Linked DNA regions of Homo sapiens: region 1 is linked to region 2. The links are chromatin loops, found by intact Hi-C in ENCODE. Cell type or tissue: heart right ventricle. All regions are shown on one strand. Links, peaks and the distances in the headings refer to the core of each region. The heading gives the core; the rest is flanking DNA.

What was found. Hi-C counts contacts between places; a loop is a spot of excess contacts. Peaks named below come from ENCODE experiments on the same cell type or tissue, not always from the same donor. Only the 100,000 strongest peaks of a DNase experiment are listed, where the experiment ranks them.
Region 1: a loop joins it to region 2, with 3 times the contacts of the local background. A loop is called at or near these places in 59 of 110 quality-filtered maps.

What each region holds. Positions count from the first base shown.
Region 1 is chr3:191,380,774-191,385,176 of GRCh38, reverse strand. It overlaps CCDC50 (coiled-coil domain containing 50), which reads right to left. Exons shown (of 12, transcript NM_178335.3): 9 at 4,245-4,349; 10 at 2,352-2,431. Among named protein-coding and RNA genes, the nearest start is that of PYDC2-AS1, 43 kb to the left of the region's middle. In heart right ventricle, for the core only: no CTCF peak of the experiment used is centred there; no DNase peak of the experiment used is centred there; H3K27ac peaks cover 1,350 bases.
Region 2 is chr3:191,255,746-191,260,148 of GRCh38, reverse strand. The region is part of intron 4 of OSTN (osteocrin); the gene reads right to left. Among named protein-coding and RNA genes, the nearest start is that of OSTN-AS1, 23 kb to the right of the region's middle. In heart right ventricle, for the core only: no CTCF peak of the experiment used is centred there; no DNase peak of the experiment used is centred there; H3K27ac peaks cover 684 bases.

The sequences.
Region 1 (4,403 bases), core at 183-4,182, 130 kb before region 2:
GTATATACCCAAAAGAAAATAAATCAGTCTATCAAAAAGACACATGAACTCGTATGTTCATCACAGCACTCTTCACAATAGCAAAGACATGGAATCAACCAAAATGCCCATCAACAGTTAATTAAAGAAAATGTGGTACATATACACTATAGACTACTACACAGCCACAAAAAAGAATGAAATCATATCATTTGCTGCAACAGGGATGCCTCTGGAGGGCATTATCCTATGTGAATTAACACAGAAACAGAAAACTAAATATTGTATGTTCTCACTTATAAGTGGGAACTAAATCCTGGGTTCACATGGACTTAAAGATGTGAATAATAGACACTGGGAACACCAAAAGGAGGGAGGGAGGCAAGGGCTGAGAAACTTCCTACTGGGTACTCTGTTCACTATCTGGGTGACAAGATCAATAAAAGTACAAACCTCAGTACCACACAATATACCCTTGTAAAAAAAACCTACACATGTATCCCCAGAATCTAAAATAAAAATGGCAATTTTTGAAAAATAACAACAAAAGTTAAACACACATACACGAAGAGTAGAAAATTCTGTAACAGACAAAGAAATTGGATTTCTAACCATAAGTATTACAAGCTCTACATAAGAATTTGTGTCTCACTACTACTATTACTACACTTCAGTAATAAACATCTTGACCTAGGAAGTGCCATGTTTTTCAATCCTTGAAACCAAATATTTCTGTATAGCTAAACTTTTCCATCATGATTAAATGTGAAAGAGGAAAACCAGATTCTAACCAGAAAGTATACATTCTGATATTAGTTGTGCAAGGTATCTACATATGCAAGATATATAAGCTTTATCTTTTAACTATGAAAATACAGGTTTCATAAAATTCCTCATTTTTTTGGTCATATATACAATCCTGCTAAAATGACATTTAAAGACAAATGTTCCTCTAAGGTAAAAACAAAAATTTCTATTCTACTAGCCCTAAGTCACTTTTCATTCATTTATAATAGCCATTTTTAATACAGGATCATTTGATTATTCACTCTTTCAGTATGCCAAATATTTCTAAAGTATCTATTATATTCCAAAAACTTGTTTTCAGACTTTAATAAACTTTCTTAAGAAATCATCCAGTACTGTTCCATCATATATGCTGTCAATGGTATTAGTATTCTAAAGAGGCCAAGGATCTGAAGACTGCAGAATTAAGCCTAAAGATGATTTAAATTCATTTGACTAAAAAAAGGATAATAATCCAGATGTATTTACTTACTAAGAACAGATTAGCTGCTGCTTCTTTTACTTGGATACTTTGGGAATGTACTAACCTATAGAGTTCTAAGAAAATGTTTGGCATGTGCTTAACCAAAAGCTACAACAGAAAGATTTTATATAACTAGACAGAATATGCCACTATTCTTCTCAGAGCAATACAAACCCAATGTAATTTTCTGAAAGATTATCTTCTGAAAGCAAATGAGTTTTAAAATAGAGGATTACTTTTTAAGGACACTAAATACATTCACTTGAAGGAAACAAGTCTAGGAGCTTCAGTGTGGGCATGAGTAGCAACAACAGTGTCAATTATTCAATGAAATAAGCGTTATGTTTCAAGAATTAACAAATAAGAATAAAATTCAAATTTGAATAATTCAGAGTTTTCAAAATTTTAAACTTAGTGTTACTTTTTTGTCTTGTTTTTAGTATCTTTTTCTTCACATTCCAATCATGTTTTCTTTCGAAAGGCAACAAAAAGCAATTAAAAAAAAAAAGAGGTTACTTCCCCAGAGACTTAAATGTTGACAACTTGAGGCAGAAAGACAGCAGCTGCTCCATAACTATTATGCACGACTGTTTGAGATAAATCAGAAAGTATGTACACCATAGCCACAGCTATTTGTTGAGTGGGATTTAGACAGTCTGCAAGGATTCAAGATTTTGTCAAGGACACTGAGACTCAGAAAGAAATGAGTTTGAGCATGTGCAAATGGCATGCACACATCAGTGTGGCTATGAAACCCGGTAAATATTTAAAACTCGAAATTTTATTTAGGAAAAAAAATCACTCTCATTCCCCAAGCTGAAAGCATAAATTCAGTGAATGCAGAGGTAAGAATCAGTCCTAACAAAAAGTACATTCTTCCTTATCCACCCCAACTATTGTAAAATTCTGATTTGATGTACACAACTCAATTTAAGAGTGGAAATAAAGTTCTAAAAATAACCCTGAATGTCTTGACACTACCTTACAAATGCAGATTTTTGGATCTCCTCTCCAAAAAACATACACTCTTCTTAGGGAACTGAAATCTCCTTATTCACCCCAAAGTCAACTTCCTCATTTTTCTTTTCAGGTGTCAGCTTACCGTGCTGGCCTTTCATTCTTAGAATGGTGAGGTTCATCACTCTCTTTTGACTTGGAATTTGCTGCTTTAGCTGTTTTTGGCTATGGACAAAAATACAAACAAACAAACAAAAATAACACACACATACAATCCAGAATCATCAAACAAAGGGAAAGATTAAGTTTAACGTATGTTTATCATGCCAAGCTCTTCCTTAGTAATTTCAGATTAATTATATTTAATTGAGGAACATAAAATATTTTTATATATGGCCACTCCAGAGGTAGAAAATTTATAGCTGCAAAGGTAGGCTTTGGGCTTACATGGAAGGTGTAATTTAGCCCACTCATCTGAAAGCCTTAGAGCAGCCAGAGGAATGGGCTGAACACACAGGAACATGCTTCCCTAGATGGGTGTGCTTGGCCACTGATTATTAACATAATAGCTACACAGTAATTGCCAAGAACCAGTGCACGCCCAGAGTCTACGGAATCCAGGTTTGTGCACTCAAACTTATTTCCGCACACATGTCTTAGGCTGATTTCCAGCCAGTAAACTAAGGCACATTCAAGTCAACTTTTCCAAGAGAGGAACTGTATCAGTACCAGTTATAAAATAAAAATTACAGAAGTCATGATGATACCTGCTAGAGATGTGGCCATTGCCTTCTGACACGCTTGATTCCTAATCCTTAAATACTTACCCTTTCCTAGTTAAGGTAGCAAAGAATCTGAGAAACTCCTGGGTAATTATTTGTGGCTTAATTTATTTAACAAAAGTATTTGGGAATCCTTGACTAAAACAGTATATTAGAAAAAATCTTGAATTACTGAGTTAGTTAAGAGAGAGCTAAATATACATAATTAATATGAGAATAATACATTCATTGTTTTGAGACTAACTCGTGGGTAACTGAGCAACAGGAAAGAGTACAGCAATACTATTAGCAGGGTTTCTACACCTTTTTCCTCACAACCATTACTGAGACTGTGAGGTGGGACCAGAAACCCAATGGAGGAATTTGTTCAAGAGAGACCAGCGCTAAACACCAACTGTGTAAGGAATACACAACCTAGGTTTCATTCTTCTGGGCCTAAACTCCCTCCCTAAAAACCCTGTATTGTACGAATTCTCTCCCTATTCCTCTGCTCTTTTTCCACCTAGCTTAACCTTCTATTTGTTAGCTGTCTACACTTTGTCTTCCTCTCTACATTATACACTACTATCAGGAAAAATGTCTTTGTCTTTCCATGGAGGTCCAAAGTGTTGTCTTACGCGCTGTCACTGATGAATAAAGTCTGCTAAGCTGGAACTCACAATTACCGCAGCAAAATGAATTGCAGTAACTGCTTATTTTGTCTACAATTTCTGATCAACGAGGGGAAAGATAACCGTCCAAACTCACGCTAGATAGGTCTTGCACTGTGACATAAATAATAATTGTTGGTGATAAGTATGTATCTTTCAGTCTGCCACAAACCATGTTACATCAAAGGAAAGAGAAACGGATACATGATAGAGATGAAAGATAATGTAAGCACAAAGAAAGTAGAGACGGGAAGAGAAGTTCATTGTGGAAAATATGAAAGCATGTGAAAATGCTATATTCTTCTATAATCAAAGTACTGTATATGAAAACTAAGACTGTTCATGACCAGAAGCACTTGCATTTCACTCCGTCTTAAAGGGAACAGAATGAGTTTTCAATCTTAGCAGTAACTTTTTACATATGTTCCAAAATTCAGTGATTTTTCATGGTGATGGAATCTTCACAGATCAGATTCACATATGCAATACAGATAATTTATATATTCATATATCCTAAATATATTTGCAGAGCTTAACTCAAAAGCAGAGTCCCCTTTTCATTTCTAATTTTATTTCTAATTAGAAAACAAACAAAACACACTCTACCTTCCACTCGGGGTCTTGCTTTCTTTTGTCCAAAGATGATTTCTCCCGCTCCTTGGCTTTTTTGTAAGCTTTCTTTTCTTCAGCCATTAGAAGTCGAGCGATTTCCTAAACAAAATACAGTCAATATCATTAACTGCAGAGGTGCAGATAGAAATATAC
Region 2 (4,403 bases), core at 185-4,184:
GGCTGGGCACTGTGGCTCTCCCCTGTAATCCCAGCACTTTGGGAGGGTGAGGTGGCGGATCATGAGGTCAAGAGATCGAGACCATCCTGGCCTACATGGTGAAACCCCATCTCTACTAAAAATACAAAAGTTAGCCGGGCATGGTGTGTGCCTGTAGTCCCAGCTACCCCGGAGGCTGAGGCAGGAGAATCACTTGAACCGGGGAGGTGGAGGTTGCAGTAAGTCGAGATTGTACCACTGCGCTCCAGCCTGGTGACAGAGTGAGACTCTGTCTCAAGAAAAAAAAAAAAAAAAAAGAAGGATACATAATAGGGTCATAGCTAGCTTTCAAAATTCTCTTGACTAAATTAAAGGGCAAAAATTTGACCTAAAACATTTAAAATCCTTTGTAAGAGATTGCCTGAGGGAATAACAATAAAAGCCATCCTGCCTTGTGGTCTAATAGTTAAAAGTCCATGCTTTCAGCATCAACGCCTGGCTTTGATACCCAGTCAGGGGGCCCTGTTGGTTTGACATCTGTGTGACTTTTGACTTTTTGGAGGTGGTCATTTATTTCTTTGGAGACACCTCATACATCCTTGGTTAAGTCAGAACCTTGGTTAAGGCTTATTAATTTTACCAGGGAGTGTATTTTGGTTAAAAAAAAAAATCCAGGCAAGGTGGCTCACGCCTGTAATCCCAGCACTTCGGGAGGCCAAGGCGGGTGGATCATGATGTCACGAGTTCGAGGCCAGCCTGGTCAATATGGTGAAACCCTGTCTCTACTAAAAATACAAAAATTAGCTGGGGGCTACAAAAAGTAGCCAGGGGGCGTAGCTCCTGGCTACTCGGGAGGCTGAGGCAGAAGAATTTCTTGGATCTGGGAGGCGGAGGTTGCAGTGAGCTGAGACGGTGCTACTGCATTCCAGTCTGGGCGACAAAGCAAGAGTCTGTCTCAAAAAAAAAAAACAGATTGTTTTCCCGTTTACTTTCACTTCTCCCTGCTTCTCCTTCCTCTTTGCCATTTTTGGTACCACAGGAAAAGGTCTAGAAAAGACTTCTAACAGCTCACACTCCTTAAGGGACTCAGAAGAAGGTAACTCAGAGTACTCTTACTCCTTTCTGGGAGTCTTCTTTCCTTGCAGTTTTAAGCGTCGTAGGCAACCTCCTGTGAGGTCTAAAACTCTGCTCTCTTTTGTATTGTGTTACCTGATCACTTTGGCTTTTGACCAGAAATTATTTGGTATTATGAGAGACTTGACCTTAGTGTATGTAATGGCTAGGCAAGAGTAACAGTGTTAGACATGGCCAACTATAGTTGTTTCCAATAAATGCTTGTTACTACAGGGGGCTACTCATTTGCACATTAGATGAACAACGGTGCGGTTTAAACACCCAGAAAAATGTATTTGCGGCAAAGTGACCAAAGTGTGTGGCCTGGTTTCCATGGTGCTTTCCTCTTTTGGGGGTACCTGGGATTCAGTGAAAGCCTTGATTTTTTTTTTTTTTTAATTATACTTTAAGTCCTGGAATACATGTGCAGAACGTGCAGGCTTGTTACATAGCTATACATGTGCCCTGGTGATTTGCTGCACCCATCAACCCGTCATCTAGGTTTTAAACCCCGCGTGCATTTGGTGTTTCTCTTAATGCTATCCCTCCCCTTGCCTCCTACGCCCCGACAGGCCCTGGTATGTGATGTTCCCCTCCCTGTGTCCATGTGTTCTCATTGTTCAACTCTCAGAAACCCTTGCTTTTTAAACATCTAAATGCTTTGCCTTTTAACTGCATCCACTTTTTTCATATTTAAATTATTAGGCCCTATAAACTAAAAATACTTTGTTAGCCTTGTTCCTTAATGAGTTCTGTCCTGACCTCAGTGGTCCACTTGAAAAACACAGACTGAATTAAAAGCTACCTATCTAAATGAGATTGCTCTCCTTATGCAATCTTACGGTTAATTCCTAAGGAATCTTGGCATTCATTTTTAATCTTCCTTTGACTACTCAAGCTTCTTGAAAAATCAAATTCTCTCTGTGCTTTGAGATATAAATTTGCTACCTGTTTTCTCTGAAACTCAGAAGGGGTACTCCAGATAAGCCTTAAATTTTTCCATTTACAAAGGCATAGTTTCAATCTGTCTTTTTAGACTAGTGAGTTTTACCTGTCTTATGGCTAAAATTCTAAAATCAAAACAATAAAGTCTTCATGTGCAGATGTGTATGCTATACCTTGTGTCTCTCTATACATACATGTATATGTATATATGTATTTATAGCTATACATGTTTAATATTGTCTACACATGGTACCACATTAATTTAAAAATAAATGAGTACTCATAAATTAAGACCAAATGCTTTTCAAGTTCATGTGATTTTAGCAATCTTTGAGAAATAAAGATAGTTTTAAAATTATTGGTAAAATAATATTAAAATGTCTTCAAAATTTTAATGTAGACATTTTTGTCTGAGTCTATTGATCAGGCAGGTTTATGGCCAAAAAATTGTTGCTTGATATTTTTGATACTTGATTAATTTGTTTCCGAGTCTGTGTATCTTGATTACAGCCTTTCGATTCAGAGGTCTAGACAGATGCCCATGATGAGGGTGGGGGATAACACCTGGTCCATCTTTCCTATCCCAGTTATGCCTCCCCTGCTGGGAGATTAGATTCTCTCCTATCCCAGTTATGCCTCCCCTGCTGGGAGATGCTGTGAGAAATTAGATTCTCCAGGCATTGTCTTTTGTCCTGGGCTCTGCATCTGATATGTAATTAAAATTACCTACTTCCTAGATTTTTTACTAAAATAAAAGTTACTAATTATTAACACTATAATAACTATATGTAGTCAAAACTACTAGATATAAGAGAAAAAATATGCAAAGTGTGTAAGGAAGTAGAGTATGTTTTTGGTAAGAAGGATTATAAAAAGGCATGTAAATTTGTGTGTCTATGGTCTTTTTTTTTTTTTTTTTTTTTTTTGAGAGAGGGTTTTGCTCTGTCACCCAGGCTGGAGTGCAGTGGTGTGATCATGGCTCGTTGCAGCCTTGACCTCTCAGGATCAAGTGATCCTTCCAACTCAGCCTCCCAAGTAGCTGGGACTACAGGCTTGCACCACAATGCTTGACTAATTTAAAAAAACTTTTTTGTACAGATGGGGTGCCCCTTTGTTGCCAAGGCTCGTTTCAAATTTCTGGGCTCAAAGTGGTCCTCTTGCCTTGGCCTCCAAAAGTGCTAGGATTACAGGCTTGAGCCACAACACCCAACCTTGGTTTTTGTTAAAGTGAAAGTAATTTTGTCTAGTTTAGAGGTTTTAAGGATTGTTTTAAATTGAAGAAATTTTAAAAATTGTAAGAGGTTATAAAACTGAAATTGTATGGATTTGTTTATAAACTTATTAAAATTAGCTTTAGCATTAATAATACATGAATACAAAGGTAAAATTTGGTTTTCTCTTTTGAATAATCTTTTAATATAGTATTAATAAGAGGTAGTAAAAAATTTTATTTGCTGTTTGACTAAGCTGCAAAAAAAAAAAAAGGAGGAGAGAGGGGGAGAGACAGTTTCAGTTTGCCTCATGCTGTCTTTATTAGACCTTATGATTGTTTAAGAAACTGAGTCTTCTCTCTATGCTTTTTGAAATCTCTGAATTATTATTTTGGCTAAATGAATGTCTTATTTTACAGAGACCTGTGATCTTATTTTGTGATATCAAGGATTTTAAACTTTTGATGTTTGATAAACTTTCCAAAATCAAAATTCAAATGCTAAATTCAGTCTTTTTTACCTCAACTACCTTTTTAAATATTACAGCCCGTGGAAGTCCAAGAAAAACATATACAGCTTATTTGGCATGTTCAAATTATACAGGAAGCATTGTCAAGTCTGAAATGTGTTTTACTTTGCATTATATTTATATAAGTGTGTTATTAAGATGTGTTCTAAAATTGTATGAGGTTCCTGAAATTCTGATATGTTTTAGCATATGTTATCAGTAGTATTTAATTATAATTATTATGTTAAATTGTTATATGCTATAGAAATAACTGATTTTTCTTGTCAATTTTCTTTAACCATGCCAGTCTAAGACTTTTGTCATACACAGACAATTATTATTTTACTCTGACTCTTCTTAAAAGGTGGTTTATAATCAGCCACAATCCAAAGTTTGCTTCTTTCTGGAAATTCATGGAAAGTACTTTTGTAAGTACTCTTAAGTACAGGTTTCTAATAACTTTGGAGATTATACAATTTGATTAGGTAAAAATCACAAAATTTTTAGGACTCTAATTAAAAAGCTGATGCATTCATGGCAACTGCTAACGCAACATCAAGCAGAAGAAGAGTTAATTACATTGGCTAAAAGTAACAGAAAACCGAAATCATTTTAATGACTTTTTTTGTTTGAACATTGCTGATTAT